Regions from separate parts of the Homo sapiens genome. Here region 2 is linked to region 1. A link is a loop called in an ENCODE intact Hi-C map of the cell type or tissue named here. Cell type or tissue: CD4-positive, alpha-beta T cell. All regions are shown on one strand.

Region 1 (8,000 bases):
ATCACTTCATGCACAAGGCACTGAGCTGACAAAGCCATGGCCTTTGCTCAGATAGGGTTGAGAGACAATAATCAATTATTGCCAAAATAAAAGGACTCTAGGAATTCAGAGGGAATCCCAATGCATTTTGTACAAACAGAACAGAATAAAAGTAGGGAGGCTAGGTGCACTCCAGCACTTTGGGAGGCCAAGGCAGGAGACCAGACTGGGCAACAGAGCCCTTAAAACCTCATATCCAAAAAAAAAATTTTTTAATTAGCTGGGCATGTGGTGGGGCACCTGTAGTCCTTAGCTCTTTGGGAGGCTGAGATGGGAGGACTGCTTGAATCCAGAAGTTCAAGGCTGCAGTAAGCTATGATTGTGCCACTGCACTCTAGCCTGGGAGACAAAGCTAGACCCTGCCTCAGAAAAACAAAAACAAAAAAACCCACAGCAGTTAAATTTATCCTCACTTTTATTACTATTTTTTAGAGACAGAGTGTCACTCTGTCACCCAGCCTGGAGTGCAGTGGCGCGATCTCGGCTCGTTGCAACCTCCGCCTCCTGGTTTCCATTAACTCACCTGCCTCAGTCTCCTAAGTAGCTGGGTCTACAGGCGTGCACCACCACGCCCAGCTTATTTTTGTATTTTCAGTAGAGACGGGGTTTCACCATGTTGGCCAGGCTAGTCTGGAACTCCTGACCTCAGGTGATCCACCTACCTCAGCCTCCCAAAGTGCTGGGATTATGGGTGTGAGCCACCACGCCCAGCCTATCCTCACTTTTAGAATCCCATGATTCTGAAACTGCAATTTGACCTGTCCTTTTAAAATAATTTTTACCTTTAGCAAGTGCAAGCAAGCGAGAGCCACACGACACATTATCTTTGCATGTCTAGTCATAAGATACTCCACCGTTAAACAGTAGAAAACAAGAATATCTCCCACTAGAAAAACTTAAGGCCTAACAGGTCACCTCCTATGGGGCAAGTTTAAAAAGCTATTTTCTGGAGCAGGTACTAGGATGGCCTTCAGGAGCATTTTAGTGCTTTCTGACCTACTACCTTTCCTCAAAGCTTTCAATCCTTTTGGGCTTTCTCCACTTGAATGTGAACACCTACAGATCTACAGCTCAGAAACCAGGATGCTTAATGGGTAATTCCCTCATTTCTCTTGCTCTCACAATTGGTGTTTATGGGGAAGTATCAACTACTTGCAGTGCCATTTCCCCATCAATTACTAGAGAGTGGGGAAAGTGAAATTTAAAAAGCATTAAGACATGTAAAAGTTCTCCCACAACTGGTTTCCATTCATGAAATATTTATGCAGAGTTTATAAGCTATAAAGCCAGAGATGACTTAATTCAACAGATTTGACTTTTCCAAACTGAGTGGGTGCAGTACTCCAAGGGGAATTATTCAGGTTTCAAAGCTCAGATTCAAAGAGAAAACGATCTAATTTGTCACTCCTTACACTAATATTCTCAAAAGTCAAGTCCAATGCGATTTAGCAATAAGAAGGGACTAGGATTTATAAAGTTGCCTTTTAATGAGAATGTATAGTCTACTTGTTTTAACAAGTTGAGCCTAAGATTAATGTATTGCGTACAGTTCAGAAAATCATGGGCCTCAACTGCATGAACACTATTACAAAACAGTAAATGTTGATAATATTTAAGTTGAACAAATTCACAGAGGCGTTAAATCGGCCAAACGAGTACAACAAAGACACACCTTTCCAACTCTTCAATTTGTCATAGTTTCCTTAAAAATCAGGAAATCTTTGTTTTGCTTTAAGGCAAATTGTCAGGTCGACCAAAAGGACAGATAAGAGCAGAAACACTTCGCTGCAATGTAACTCATTCAGGAAGGTTTAACTTGCCGCTAATCCGTGCCACAAAAAAAAATCTAGGCTCTGTTGCAGGTACAATGGAGGACACGGCTGAAAAAATTTGGAATTTTAAATGAGACAAATGCAAAACCTGGTGGGCGTAAAAAGGAGCACCTATGAAAGTGACAAATAGGGGGAAAGGGTGGGCAAGGGAAACAATGGCTGACTGGAGAGCAAAGAAGGGGAAGCTCAGGAGAAAATTTTAGAAAGCCGCCAGGACCCTGTAGTTCTAAGATCTACGGGGAAACAGGCACCCAACGGCTGCGTCTCAGGTTTCCGCGGGTCACTAAAGAATAACGGACATCCTCCCAACGGTGGCCCTGGGGCTCCGCGGGCGCTTCCGCCGAGCTCGCGCCGACCCCGCGCTCGGCCCCGCACCCCGCCGGGCGCTCGCGGCGAGATACCGGACGCTGCCCGCGTCGCCCGATTTTGTCCGTTCGGTCCTCCACACTCACCCCGCGGCCATCGCTCGCCCGAAGCCAGGCGACAAGAACAAACACCTCCCGACGCGAAAAAGGAAGCACAGGCGATTCTCGTCAAAGCAGACTTTATTGGGGCGACAGGGCCGCCCCGCACGCGCCAGCCGCTCCCCGCGCGGCCCCCGGGCCGCCCACCCGCCTCAACCCCGCTCCCGGCCGGCCCCTCCCTCCCTTCTCCTCAGGCTCCCGCCCCCGTGGTGCCCGGGGCCGCGCGGACCGCTCACCGGCTCCCAAGGCAGCGGCTGTAGCGGCGACGCCCCGTTCCCGAGTGCGGCCCCGGCCCGAGGCGGCGGGTTTTGTGGCTGTTGCACCGCGAAGGGCGGCAGCCGCGCGACACCGGGAAGCGGGAGGCGGTGGCGGCGGCGGCGGCGCGCTGACGTCACGCGCCGCGGGCCAGCCAGGGCGCGTGCGAGCCGCCCCGCCCCCGGTCCCATCGGCCCCAATCCGGGAGGAGCCCGGCGAGTGGGCGGGGCCGCGGAGGCCAGCGGACAGATCGATTGGCCGAGAGGAGAATCGAGAGGGCGAACGGGCGAGTGGCAGCGAGGCGGGGCGGGCTGAGGCCAGCGCGGAAGTCTCGCGAGGCCGGGCCCGAGCAGAGTGTGGCGGCGGCGGCGAGATCTGGGCTCGGGTTGAGGAGTTGGTATTTGTGTGGAAGGAGGCGGAGGCGCAGGAGGAAGGGGGAAGCGGAGCGCCGGCCCGGAGGGCGGGAGGAGGCGCGGCCAGGGCGGGCGGTTGCGGCGAGGCGAGGCGAGGCGGGGAGCCGAGACGAGCAGCGGCCGAGCGAGCGCGGGCGCGGGCGCACCGAGGCGAGGGAGGCGGGGAAGCCCCGCCGCCGCCGCGGCGCCCGCCCCTTCCCCCGCCGCCCGCCCCCTCTCCCCCCGCCCGCTCGCCGCCTTCCTCCCTCTGCCTTCCTTCCCCACGGCCGGCCGCCTCCTCGCCCGCCCGCCCGCAGCCGAGGAGCCGAGGCCGCCGCGGCCGTGGCGGCGGAGCCCTCAGCCATGGCCTCGGGCGACACCCTCTACATCGCCACGGACGGCTCGGAGATGCCGGCCGAGATCGTGGAGCTGCACGAGATCGAGGTGGAGACCATCCCGGTGGAGACCATCGAGACCACAGTGGTGGGCGAGGAGGAGGAGGAGGACGACGACGACGAGGACGGCGGCGGTGGCGACCACGGCGGCGGGGGCGGCCACGGGCACGCCGGCCACCACCACCACCACCATCACCACCACCACCACCCGCCCATGATCGCTCTGCAGCCGCTGGTCACCGACGACCCGACCCAGGTGCACCACCACCAGGAGGTGATCCTGGTGCAGACGCGCGAGGAGGTGGTGGGCGGCGACGACTCGGACGGGCTGCGCGCCGAGGACGGCTTCGAGGATCAGATTCTCATCCCGGTGCCCGCGCCGGCCGGCGGCGACGACGACTACATTGAACAAACGCTGGTCACCGTGGCGGCGGCCGGCAAGAGCGGCGGCGGCGGCTCGTCGTCGTCGGGAGGCGGCCGCGTCAAGAAGGGCGGCGGCAAGAAGAGCGGCAAGAAGAGTTACCTCAGCGGCGGGGCCGGCGCGGCGGGCGGCGGCGGCGCCGACCCGGGCAACAAGAAGTGGGAGCAGAAGCAGGTGCAGATCAAGACCCTGGAGGGCGAGTTCTCGGTCACCATGTGGTCCTCAGGTGAGCGCCGGCCGCGCGCCCCGGCCCCGGGATGTTTTTGTTTTGAAGGGAAGCCATGTTTTATGTGTGTGATGGGCGCCGCCATCTTCTTCGCCAGGGCAAGTATGGCGGCCCCAAAAGATGGCGGGCCGTGCGGCGGCGGGGGCGCGGCGGCGGCGGCGGGCGGCGGGCCGCGAAGATGGCGGCAGGCCGCGGGGGGGAGGGGCCGGCGCCGCCCGGCTAGGCCGCAATGGCGTAGTTTCTCCGAGAGGGGGAAGCGCCGCGCGGGGCGGAGACGGCCGGGGGAGGGGCCGGCGCGCTCGCTCCCCGACGCCCTCGCTCCCCGCGCCCGCATCAACGGGCGCGCCCGCCGGCCCGTTGTGGCGGCAGCTGCGCGCCCCCGGCCCGGGCGGGACGCGGGAGGTCGTTGGCGGGGCTGCGCCGCGGCCTCGCGGGCCAGGGATTGCTGCCTCCGGGACGCGCGCCCCCGCCCCCGCCCGGCGCTGCCGTTACCCCATCGGCCGCTGGAGGGCGCCGCGGGCGCTTGCCCCGCCCGCCCCCAACTTCCCCGGACTCCCAACTGCTCCCCGGTGGCACCTTCCAGAAGGAGGGGGCTTGGCACTCGTGGGCGCCCTCCGGCCTCCTTGCTCCCCGCCCACCCAGCGCCGGGCTGGACCCTGCCCCGGCGGTCACGCTCGCCCAAGTCGTCGTTTGCTGCGGGGCGGGACTTGGGGCTGCACGTAGGGCTCGCGTGTGCGGGCTCCGAGCGTCAGTCGGAGCCTGTCACCGCCGTTGCCAGCGAATTCCTGGCCTTTTCGCCTTCCTGCGGTACCTAGTGGAAAGGGCCTGTGAATGTTAGCGAATAATTCTTAGTCACTTACGTTTTGGGAAAGCTTTTTTTTTTTCCCTCAAGTATTTAGCTCTTCTGAATAGGTTGGGTTAGTTTACTCAACTGTGGACATTTGCCAGTAAATAAAATCGGGTAGTTTAATTTTAAGCCTTTATGGTTTTTACTTTGTAGAAAGGTATCTATTTTCCCCATGAAAAGAACGATAATAGAAAGCGGGTTTTTTTGAGTTTTGTTTTACTGTTTTAATACTACTTTTAACGAAGGCCTGAAAACCATCTAGAGCAAAAGGATCTTATCTGCCTGTGTAAAATCTGTTTTTACTTCAAAGGCAATTATTAATTCAATGCTGGTTTTTTAGGTCAGTATCCTATTAGTATATTCATATGCTACCTAGCTAAATTGCTGAGATACTAAATAGACTGAGAATAATCCTGCCATCGTAGTTAATCTAATGCCTGTGATGATTACGTTTAGTACTCCATATAAGCGGTGGAACCTCTTCCCTATAAGTACTTTAAAGCTTCATAAATTCTCAGAACTGAATGGAGACTCAAAATATGGTGACCTTTGAGTATTAAAAGATCGTTAAAATTCGGAGGAATGAATGAAACAGAAATGAAAAGGCTGGACTGAAAAAGCTAGTTTGTATCTGGTGAAAGCCTCAAGATGAGACAACTACAGCTGGGTGGATCTGTGATTGAAAGAGGCCTGAGCAAAGGGATCTAGGAGCTGTCAAAATCTAATAGGAAGGTGCTAACAGGCGCTGTCCTGCATCCAGGGTGCCTTGTAGAATTCATAGCAGTTTGAGTTTAGCAGAAACTATGTTTAAATGAAACATGAATACTTTAGTACTTAATGGTTATCAAAAGATAATTTCCATGTATTTTGGTAGCTCAAGAGATTACATACTGATCATGTTGGAACTAAAAGTCATGGTTTTGGCCGGGCGCGGTGGCTCACGCCTGTAATCCCAGCAGTTTGGGAGGCTGAGGCCGGTGGATCACTTGAAGTCTGGAGTTCGAGACCAGCTGGCCATCATAGTGAAACCCCATCTCTACTAAAAATATAAAAATTAGCCAGGCGTGATGGCGGGAGCCCGTAATCCCAGCTACTCGGGAGGCTGAGGCAGGAGAATCGCTTGAACCCAGGAGGCAGAGGTTAACAGTGAGCCGAGATTGCACCACTACACTCCAGCCTGGGTGACAGAGCGAGACTCTGTCTCAAAAGGGGGGGGGGGGCATTTTTTTTTGTTAATACCAATGAGTAAGGGATGGGGGTTTTAGTTATTGATGAATTTGCAGAATTCAGAATACGATTTGAAATAAGATATTTAGGTAAAGATACATTAACCACAAAAGTAAATTTACTTTTTCTCATAGTGTGTGGAATTAGAGGAATTTAGAAAACCGACATATTTTTACATGATCTGCATTTTATCTTAACAAATTGCTGGTCCACTTTTCCACATCCAGAGAAGCTGGTAGTGTACGGCTTTGCTTGCTGAAGTGGTATGTATGGAGTCAGCCAGTTAGGGGAGAAAGTCTGAGGGGCTTGACTGATGGAAGTCAATTTACAATTAAGTGAGCATTTACAAGTGTGCAAGTGGCTGTTTTGTTTTGTTTTTTGTTTTTTTTTTTTTTTTTTTTTTTTTTTTGAGATGGAGTCTCGCTCTGTCGCCCAGGCTGGTGTGCAGTGGCATGATCTCGGCTCACGGCAAGCTCCGCCTCCCGAGTTTACGCCATTCTCCTGCCTCACCCTCCCGAGTAGCTGGGACTACAGGCGCCCACCACCACGCCCGGCTAATTTTTTGTGTTTTTAGTAGAGACAGGGTTTCACCATGTTAGCCAGGATGGTCTTGATCTCCTAACCTCGTGATCCGCCTGCCTCGGCCTCCCAAAGTGCTGGGATTACAGGTGTGAGCCACCGCGCCCAGCCAAGTGGCTGCTTTTAAGGTGGCACAGTTTGGGGTTGTTTTCACGTCCGTTTCTTTTCTTCTCTTTTCTTTTTTTAATTTGAGACAGAGTCTTGCTCTGTTGCCCAGGCTGGAGTGCAGTGTCACGATCTTGGCTCACTGCAACCTTCACCTCCCGGATTCAAGGGATTCTCATGTCTCAGCCTCCCAAGTAGCTGGGATTGCAGGCATCCACCACCACCCCTGGCTATAATGTCCATTTCTTTAAAGCGCTGGTTGTCTAGCTAGTGTGGTAGAGTACGCTGTGCATAAGGGTAGTTATAAATATTTGATGGCAGTAACATAGGATGGCCTGTTTCTCGGACATGTGTTTTGTGGTAAACTATCCCCCTTACTTTTCCTTGTGATTTGGAATTATTACTAAAGAGAAGCTAAAGAGCTTATGGATAACTCTGCATTTCCCAAGCTGAAATTCTGAAGGTGATTTCATCTTCAGAACTGAAATGACGTGATATACTCAGTATAATTCCATAACAAGTGGAGAAATGAAAGTGGGTTAATTGTTGGGTAAATCTGTATGTATGTGTACATATGGGTTGAGCATGGTGGGCAGCATTACTGCTTTCGTGTACTTGATCTCATTTGATCCTAGGCATGAAGGTTTTAACTACACTTTAGTTTCACTAAAATAGCCCCTTAGTTTGGAATGAACTGTGAAGTAACAGTTTTGCATAAGCCCCAAGCTGAGTTACTTGAAGTCCTTATAAAAATAGTTGTACATACAGGGTATTCCCCGAGGGTCTAGTTACTTCTTAGACCCTCTTGGTTTAAAAAGCAAAAAGATCAGGCTGGGTGCAGTGGCTCACACCTGTAGTCCCAGAACTTTGGGAGGCCAAGGCAGGAGGATCGCTTAAGCCCAGGAGTTCGAGATGAACCTTGGCAATATAGTGAGACCCCGTCTCTGCAAAAAAACAAAAAACCCCACAAAAATTAGCCAGTCATGGTAGCACATGCCTGTAGTCACTCTCAGCTACTTGGTAGATTGAGGTGGGAGGATCTCCTGAGCCTGGGAAATCGAGGCTGCAAGTCAGCGGTGATTACACCACTGTACTCCAGCCTAGGTGACAGTGAGACACTGTCAAAAAAAAAAAAAAAAATTGGCCGGGCGCGGTGGCTGACGCCTGTAATCCCAGCACTTTGGGAGGCCGAGGCGGGTGGGTCACGAGCTCAGGAGA
Region 2 (8,000 bases), 630 kb before region 1:
CAGGATGAGACTTGTCTTAAGTGCTGTGCGGGGCATTAAGTCGAGCTGCTGTCATAGAAAGCATAATCAGTTGCTTTAGATCCAGCGGTCAGGGAGGTGGGGAGGCACATCTAAGCTGAAGTCTGATTGGCAAGGTACAAAGATAAGGGGAAGGGCATTCCAGGCAGCAGGAACAGCCAGTGCCAAGGCCCTAGGGCTGGCCTGTTACAGACCTGTTCCAAGAAGGCCAGTGGGGCTGGGGGTGGGCCAGGGAAGAGGCGTGAGAGCTGAGGTCAGAGGTCAGAGGGGCCAGATCATGTATGATTCCAAGACAGCTGGGGAGGCAGTGGGGTTTTAGCAGGGAAGCAACATGACCTGGTTTACCTTTTTAAGAGGCTCACCCTGGCCCACATGTTGAGAAGAGATGGAGGGGAGTACACAGAGAGGTCCAGATTCAATATCTCATCTCCCACCCGTTCGCCACTCTCTCCAGACAGATGGTCAGGGGAGGGTGGTGGGGAGAGGATGGGCTGAGCACAGCTTCCAAGGTTAAACCCCAGGGATGCTGAGGGTCTCCCAGGCCCTGCCCAAGAGAACCAGCTCCTGAGGGGAGGGGACATCCTCCCCTCTGAGGCACTGCTCTGCTGGTCCAGCACAGCTCAGTTTGGGTTTAGAGAGGGAGGGGCTTTCAGCTTCTGCCTGGGGGAGCTGCAGGTCTGTCTCAACCCCCAGGAAGCCATATTAACTTCAAGGAGCTCCTTGCAGGCTCCCTGCAGAATGAAGCCTGTGCACAGAGTTGCTCCCTGGAGATCGAAGCGTAAACGTTGGATACACCATAGGAAAAACCCACCAGCTCACCAGGGAAGTTGCTGAGACAGCACTGTGCTTTGTGAGAACCCCCTCCCCGTTCGTGCATGGCTCCTGGTGGTTCCTGGGGCCTGTTATCTCTGCCCCCTGATCCTCCAGAGCTGGCAGCTTCCGCTGAACTTCCAAGAAGAAAGTGAAGCCTCTATCTAGGTGGGGTTTGTTTGCGTCATCTACAGGCTGTGTGGACCAAGGACCAAGAGTTCCTCTGTGGAGTCTTGATAGCTTTGCTCACATCCTCAGGGTAGAACAAAGACAAGGTGCTAGTGGTGGTGGTACTGGGTGGTTTGAGGGAGGGTCTCTCTGCTCCCCACACCAGGGCTGGGAATGCTTGGGCAGAACAGGACAGGACCAGAGGAGGTGAGAGGGCCCAGGGCTGAAACAGCGTCCTGAAGGAAAAGGGACTCCCCAGGCCAGAGCCCCCTCCCGGAGGGCCCATATCGCAGGGTCCAGCAGTAGGTGCCATGCCCCCTGGAGTACTCACAGCCCAACAGAACCAGGATCCCAAAATGTCAACGTGACTTTGCCTTTTTTTTTTTTTTTTTTTTTTTTTTGGCTAAGACAGGGTCTCACTCTGTCTCCCAGGCTGGAGTGCAGTGGCATGATCTTGGCTCAGTGCAGCCTCAACCTCCGGGCTCAAGAGATCCTCCCACCTCAGCCTCCTGAGTAGCTGGGACCACAGGCACCACCATGCCTGGCTATTTTCTTTTCTTTTCTTTTTTCCCCCATAGAGACAGAGTCTCACTGTGTTTCCCAGGCTGGTCTCAAACTCCTGTGCTCAAGCAATCCAATTCTCCTGCCTCAGTGACTTTGCTTCTTAAGCCCCTTGGTCATGACAACTCTGCTTTGTTATGAAAACAGTGAAACCAAATCATGGTGCACTAACAGTCATACTGTAGGTGCCCAGGGAAAGTAGCTGTGAGTCTTTTCAAAATAAAGGTGCCCCACCAACATTCTACCCCCCTTTTTTTAAAGACTCTCCCAGGATGTGTGTGTTCATTTAGAGCCACACACATTTGTGAGAGCCAGCAGGGGCTGAGAACCGGTACGCTAACACACGGTAGATGCTAATACATGGTAGACAAAATACTCCAAAACCTAGGGCCTGTGGGGGGAGTACTGGTACAAGCTGGTGACAAGCAGAGTGTGCCCCTCACTTTCAGGGGGAATGGACTTTCTTACTCTTCTCTATGGTTGGGGCTGTGAGCTCCAACCCCAGAGGCAGTACCATTTGGTGTTTGCTGAGTGAATGTCAAACCTCTCAGTACGTGACAGATTGAGTCTGAGGCTTCATTTTGAAGGTGAGGAAAAACAGAGCCCCAGAAGGGAGATGCCTGGCCCAAGGTCACTTTCATTCATTAGCTCACTGAACATAGAGGAAATCTATGAGTATATATGCATTTATACACAAACACATTTAAATGGGAATATATATATACACATTGCAATGCATTGTGGTAAGTACTGCAAATGAGAATGGGCAGAACACATCATTGTGGGAGCATGCTCAGGCACTGGGAGTGGCTTCCTAGAGGAGGTGAATCTTGAAGGAGTTTGTCGTCTTGTGGAGTGGGGAGGAGGCTCCAGGTGGAGGAAGCAGTACAAGCAAAGGCCCAGAGGTGAGCAGGCGAGGGGTGTGGAGAGACACTATTACACCTTGCAGCTGGGGTATACAGAAGGGAACAGCAGGGTGGGGAAAGTCGGGAAGAGGTTGAGCGATGGAGCTGGGCAGAGGAGGGCTTTGTAAGCCTCAGAAGGAAGCTGGACCCTTTCCCTGGGAGCTCTGATATCTAATAATAATGGCAATGACAATGACAATAACCAACACCACCTGCCGCTTATCCTAGACTCAGTATATGCCAATGATTCTAACCTGTCCTCTTTTGAGGGTTATAATAAACCTATGAGGAGGTGTCATTAGCCCTTCGAGGATTGAACATGGGTTCTTATTGGCTGGTTGTTTGCCTCCAAGAAGCTCAGCTCATTGGGCGTGAACTTACAGGCAGTGTTCAGAGGCTTGTGGACACCCAAGGACTCTGGTATGGCCAACAAAGTGTTTGGTGGTAGCTGAATCTTCTTCAGGACAGTGAGGCAATGGTGGCTGACCAGGTCTGGGCCAGACTATGAGGTATCATCCTGAAAGGCTACCAGCAGCAAGAAGTCAGGGTCCACTGAAAAGTGGTTAAGTGTTACTAATATGGACAATGTTGACTGGGCACTTTCTAGGTACCCAGCACTGTGCTAGAGTTCCACATAGATTGTCTCACTGACTCCTCACTGATGCGGTAAGAACCCTCTGTTCCCATTTTACAGAGTAAGAAACTGAGGCTCACACAGGTTAAGTCACTTGCCCAAGGTCACATGGCTAGCAAGTGGCTGAACCAGGATTTGAACCCAGGACCATCTGAGCTCCAGAGTGTATCTGACCCCATAGACTACTGTCTCCCACACCTCAGTTTCCCTTCTCAAGAAGGAGGAATGGGGTGGATGCTCTGCGATGTCTCTTCTGCTGTGACTCTGGTTCTGTGATGCTGAGTGTCTGCAAGGTGCCTGGACCCATGTTCACCACCCACTTCCTCCTGCTTCAGGCTTTTCCATGTTGTGACCAAGCCTCAGTGGCTCTGACGCCTCTGGATGGCACCTGTGGTCAGAGCTCTCCAGCTATTTCTACTGATAGAACACTGCATGTCATTAGCTCAGTCTCCCTGCAACTCTATCACTGTCTGGGTGGGTGACCCTAGACCAGTCCCTTGTCCTCTCAGAGCCCCAGTATTCTCATCCAAGCCCTCCCTGACAGAGCTAGTGTTAAGCACTTGGCAGAGCTCTTGCAAAGCTCTGGGGAGGGGAGCCACGCTTCCTTTCCCATCCTCTGCACCAGGACTATCTTCCCATGAGGATATTTCTACCCATTTTCCAGAGGCAAACACTGAGGTCCAGTGAAACAAGGATTGTCCAGGAAACCCCATGCTTGCCCCTGGCAGACTGGGCTACAAAGGATTCTGGGTATGGCCCTGGGCTGCCACCTTCTTCCTTTTGGGGTGGGGCCAGCCCAGAATATGGGGATCCTCAAGAACACAGAGTTCCGAGGTCATGTGTCTCAACTCCCACATTTATAGGTGGGGAAACCGCATGAAGCTGGGACTGCCAGTTTCCCTACATGCTGGACCGCCAGGGGCAGCAGTGAGAGGGCTAGGGGAGGATGGGTTCCTTCATCCCCACTGTTAACCATCGTGCCAGGCACCTTTCTGGAGCTCAGGAAGTCCGCACTGCACAGGACGGCTGCCTAGAACCGCTGATGTTGCAAGGCAAGGGTGCAGCTGAAGCCCAAAGGGCCTCACATGTTGACAAAAAGCCTCAAGTATAACCTGATGGCAGTGGGGAGCCACAGAAAGGCTTAGAGCAGAGGAGAGATCTGGCCAGACTTGTGTGTGATTAGAAAGCACTCAACAGGAGGTTTGAGGGGAGATCACTGAGACTAGCAGACAGTGAGAAGGCTTTGAGGCCAGGCAGGCCAGAGCCAGAGCCAAGTGTGATGGAAATAAAGAGATTGATGGGGGCTGTCAGCATCTGACCCCTCCCTTTCCATGACTTCCCAGCCAGAGCCATGGAAATTCTCCGCCTGCCCCTTTAGCTGCTGACATCTCCTCACACCATCGCCTGATGGAACAAGACAAGAGGGAGGCTCAACATACTGGGGAAACTGAGTCAGGGGAGTTCTTTGCAGAGCTGGCTATTGCCTCAATGCACTTAATATTATTCTTATGGTGAACTGGTTCATATTACAAAGAACACTGAGAAGCATATGCCTGGGAGCCCACCACCCAGACTAAAGTATTACCACTTCTGCTTTTGATGCTCCTGCAGCCCCTCCTGGTCACAGGTCCCAGCCTTCCCCGACCCAAGGGTATCTGGGAATCTCAGTGTTGTGTTGGTTATTCCTGTGCTTTCAGCTTACCATATTTCTCCCTTATAAGATAGTGTTTAGACCAGGCACGGTGGCTCACACCTGTAATCCCAGCACTTTGGGAGGCCAAGGCAGGTGGATCACTTGAGGCCCGGAGTTCGAGACCAGCCTGGCTAACATGACAAAACCCCCATCTCCAGTGAAAATACAAAAATTAGCCAGGTGTGGTGGCAGGTGCCTGTAATCCTAGCTATTCAGGAGGCTGAGGCAGGAGAATCGCTTGAACCCGGGAGGCAGAGGTTGCAGTGAGCAGAGATCATGCCACTGCACTCTAGCCTAGACAACAGAGCAAGACTCCACCTCAAAAAAAAATAGTGTTTGATTTTGCATGCTTTTGAACTCTTTCATGGCATGGTCCTTCATGTGTTCATTTGCAGCGTGCTTCTGCCCTCATTATGTTGGTACATGTAGCTGTAGTTCATTCATTTTCATAGCCATATAGCAAGGTTACTCAACCTCAGCGTGGTTGTGAGGGGCTACTGTGTGCATTGTAGGACATTCACCAGCAACCCTGGCCTCCACCCATTTGACGGAAGTAGTACCCCTGTCCCCCACTTTAAAAACTAAAAATATTTTCATACATTGCCGAATTGCCCTTGGCTAAGAACTACTGCTATCTTAGATCCATTGCATGCATATATTACCTTTACTTTTCTCCTGTTGAAGACATTTGTTTCTAGTTTTGTTTGTTTGTTCATTTGAGACTCTGTCACCCAGGCCAGAGTGCAATGGTTCAGTCATGGCTGACTGCAGCCTTAACCTCCCAGACTCACTCAAGTGATCCTCCTGCCTCAGCCTCCTGAGTAGCTTGGACTACAGGCTCTCACCACCTGTAATTTTTTTTTTTTTTTTTTGAGATGGAGTCTCACTCTGTCACCCAGGCTGGAGTGCAATAGCACTATCTCGGCTCACTGCAACCTCCACCTCCTGGGTTCAAGTGATTCCCCTGCCTCAGCCTTCTGAGTAGCTGAGATTACAGGCATCCACCACCACGCCCAGGTAATTTTTAGTAAAGACAGGGTTTCACCATGTTGGTCAGGCTGGTCTCGAACTCCTGACCTCAGGTGATCCACCCACCTTGGCCTCCCAAAATCCTGGGATTAAAAATGTGAGCCACCGTGCCTGGCCTTTTTTTTTTTTTTTTTTTTTAAAGAAAGATTGGTTCTCACTATGTTGCCCAGGCTGATCTTGAACTTCTGGCCTCAAGTGATCCTCCTGCCTCAGCCTCCTAAAGTGTTGGGATTTCAGGTGGGAGCCACCATGCCCAGCCTAGTTTTTGGGTTGTTTTTTTTTTTTCCTATAAGCAATGCCCTGTGGACCTTCTTATACGCGTGTCCCAACGCACATGAGTATGAACTTTGCTCACATCTATACCAAGACAGAGAATGTCAGGGTCACACAGTACACACAGGTTGGCTAGACAGTGCCAAAGTGCTTTCCAAAGAGCTGGGGCTAATTCTTACTCCTGCCAGAAGGATATGGGATGTGCCTTGCCCATCCTCGGTGATGTCTAGGGTTGTCACTCTGGTGGGCAAAGATGCTTGTACTTTCTTTAACCTGCTTTGTCTTTCTTGAGGCTCTGTATTAATTTATTCTCACCTGCTATGAAGAAATACCCAACACTGGGTAATTTACAAAGGAAAGAGGCTTGATTGACTCACAGTTCCGCGTGGCCAGGGAAGCCTCAGGAAACTTACCAATCACGGTGGCAGGAGAGAGAATGAGAGCCGAGCGATGGGGAGAGCCCCTTAGAAAACCATCAGGTCTTGTGAGAACTCACTGACGATGAGAGAAACTGCCCTTATGATTCAACTATCTCCACCTGGTCCCGCCCTTGACACGTGGGGATTATTACAATTCAAGGTGAGATGTGGGTGGGGACACAGAGCCAAGGCTTATCGGGCTCTCAGAGCACAAGAGAAGCCCAGGCCAAATTTCATACTGGAGGTGCCCCATGTATTGGGAATAAAACCCAGAAGAAGAAGAGGAAACAGCAGAGCAGGTTTACTCACTTGGGATTTAATTGAAGTGTTTGTATTAATCAAATTGATGCTTTCACAGGTACACAAATACAATGTAACATGATTTATGCTACTTATAATTACGGGGTTTACATCAAGTGACAGATTCCAGGCCCCAGACACATGGTCTTTCTTTGAGCCCAGCTGTGCACTTCTGTAACTGTTGCACCACTGTGCTGGGAGTGGTGAGGCCCAGGCCCACCCGTGATATGGGGGTGTTTCTGTCTCCTCCCCAGTGGTGCCCTCCTGGAGGATTAAGCTTCATTTTTCTCTGGGACTCTCAGTGCCTGGCCCCCGGGTTGCCCTGGGGGAGTCTGCAGCTGCACCCTCTGGGTCAGGTACCTCCAGCCCCCACAGCCTCTGGACGGCTCACGTCCCAGGCCTTGGGTGCTGCCCTAGGCCTGAGGTCTACAACCTCACAAAGCCGCCCCACCTGGCCCTACCCTGCCCTGACCACTGCAGAGATCTGAGACCAATCTCCTCCAGTGCCTGAATATTTCATGCAGTGAGGGTGGAATGAAAGTCGCAAAGACCTTAATTGTTAATGTGGCTTCTGCTGGCTGCAGGCCCAGCCCTCCCAGCCCCCTCCTGTTTGATACAACAACAGCAGTAACAGTAATTCCTCCTGCACCCCAGGCCTTGTCGTGACCTGCCCTGGGCGAGGCTGGCCTGAAATGAAGTTGTCTGAGGAGCCCCAGCTGGCCAGAGAGAAGTGGTGACTCAAGTAACTATAACAACGAGACCAGGAGGCCCACTGTTCCCCAGTGACAAACTTCTTTTTGTTTTTTAGTTTTTTTTTTTAATAAGCCTTATAATTTTATTTTTGAAACTCCATACATGTGGTTTTTTTTAATTAATTTTTTTTTAGACAGAGTCTCACTCTGTCACCCAGGCTGGAGTGCAGTGGTGCCATCTCGGCTCACCACAGCCTCGACCTCCTGGGCTCAAGCAATTCTCACACCTCGACCTCCTGAATATCTGAGACTACAGGTGCATACCCACATCCCGCTAGTTTTTATACTGTTTGTAGAGGCTGGTCTGGAACTCCTGGGCTCAAGTGATCTGCCACCTCAGCCTACCCAAGTGCTGGAATTATAGGTGTGAGCCACGTTGCCAGGCCTGAATGTGTTTTTAAATTTAAAGTTCCAGGCCGGGCACAGTGGCTCATGCCT

The links. Peaks named below come from ENCODE experiments on the same cell type or tissue, not always from the same donor. Only the 100,000 strongest peaks of a DNase experiment are listed, where the experiment ranks them.
Region 2: a loop joins it to region 1, with 7 times the contacts of the local background. A loop is called at or near these places in 2 of 110 quality-filtered maps.

Annotation. Positions count from the first base shown.
Region 1 is chr14:100,235,900-100,243,899 of GRCh38, forward strand. It overlaps YY1 (YY1 transcription factor), which reads left to right and starts at 3,245. Exons shown (of 5, transcript NM_003403.5): 1 at 3,245-4,024. The coding sequence starts at 3,346. It overlaps YY1-DT (YY1 divergent transcript), which reads right to left and starts at 2,722. Exons shown (of 2, transcript NR_189150.1): 1 at 2,572-2,722. RefSeq lists enhancers at 2,307-3,159, 3,997-4,156 and silencers at 2,397-2,996, 3,057-3,136, 3,287-3,356, 3,847-3,896, 4,167-4,846. In CD4-positive, alpha-beta T cell, a CTCF peak has its summit at 4,669; DNase peaks (open chromatin) are centred at 2,202, 2,862, 3,712 and 4,242; H3K4me3 peaks cover 4,632 bases; H3K27ac peaks cover 2,726 bases.
Region 2 is chr14:99,605,651-99,613,650 of GRCh38, forward strand. It overlaps a transcript of HHIPL1 not described here. Among named protein-coding and RNA genes, the nearest start is that of CCDC85C, 5.4 kb to the left of the region's middle. RefSeq lists an enhancer at 822-1,116. In CD4-positive, alpha-beta T cell, a CTCF peak has its summit at 3,990; no DNase peak of the experiment used is centred here; H3K4me3 peaks cover 406 bases; H3K27ac peaks cover 423 bases.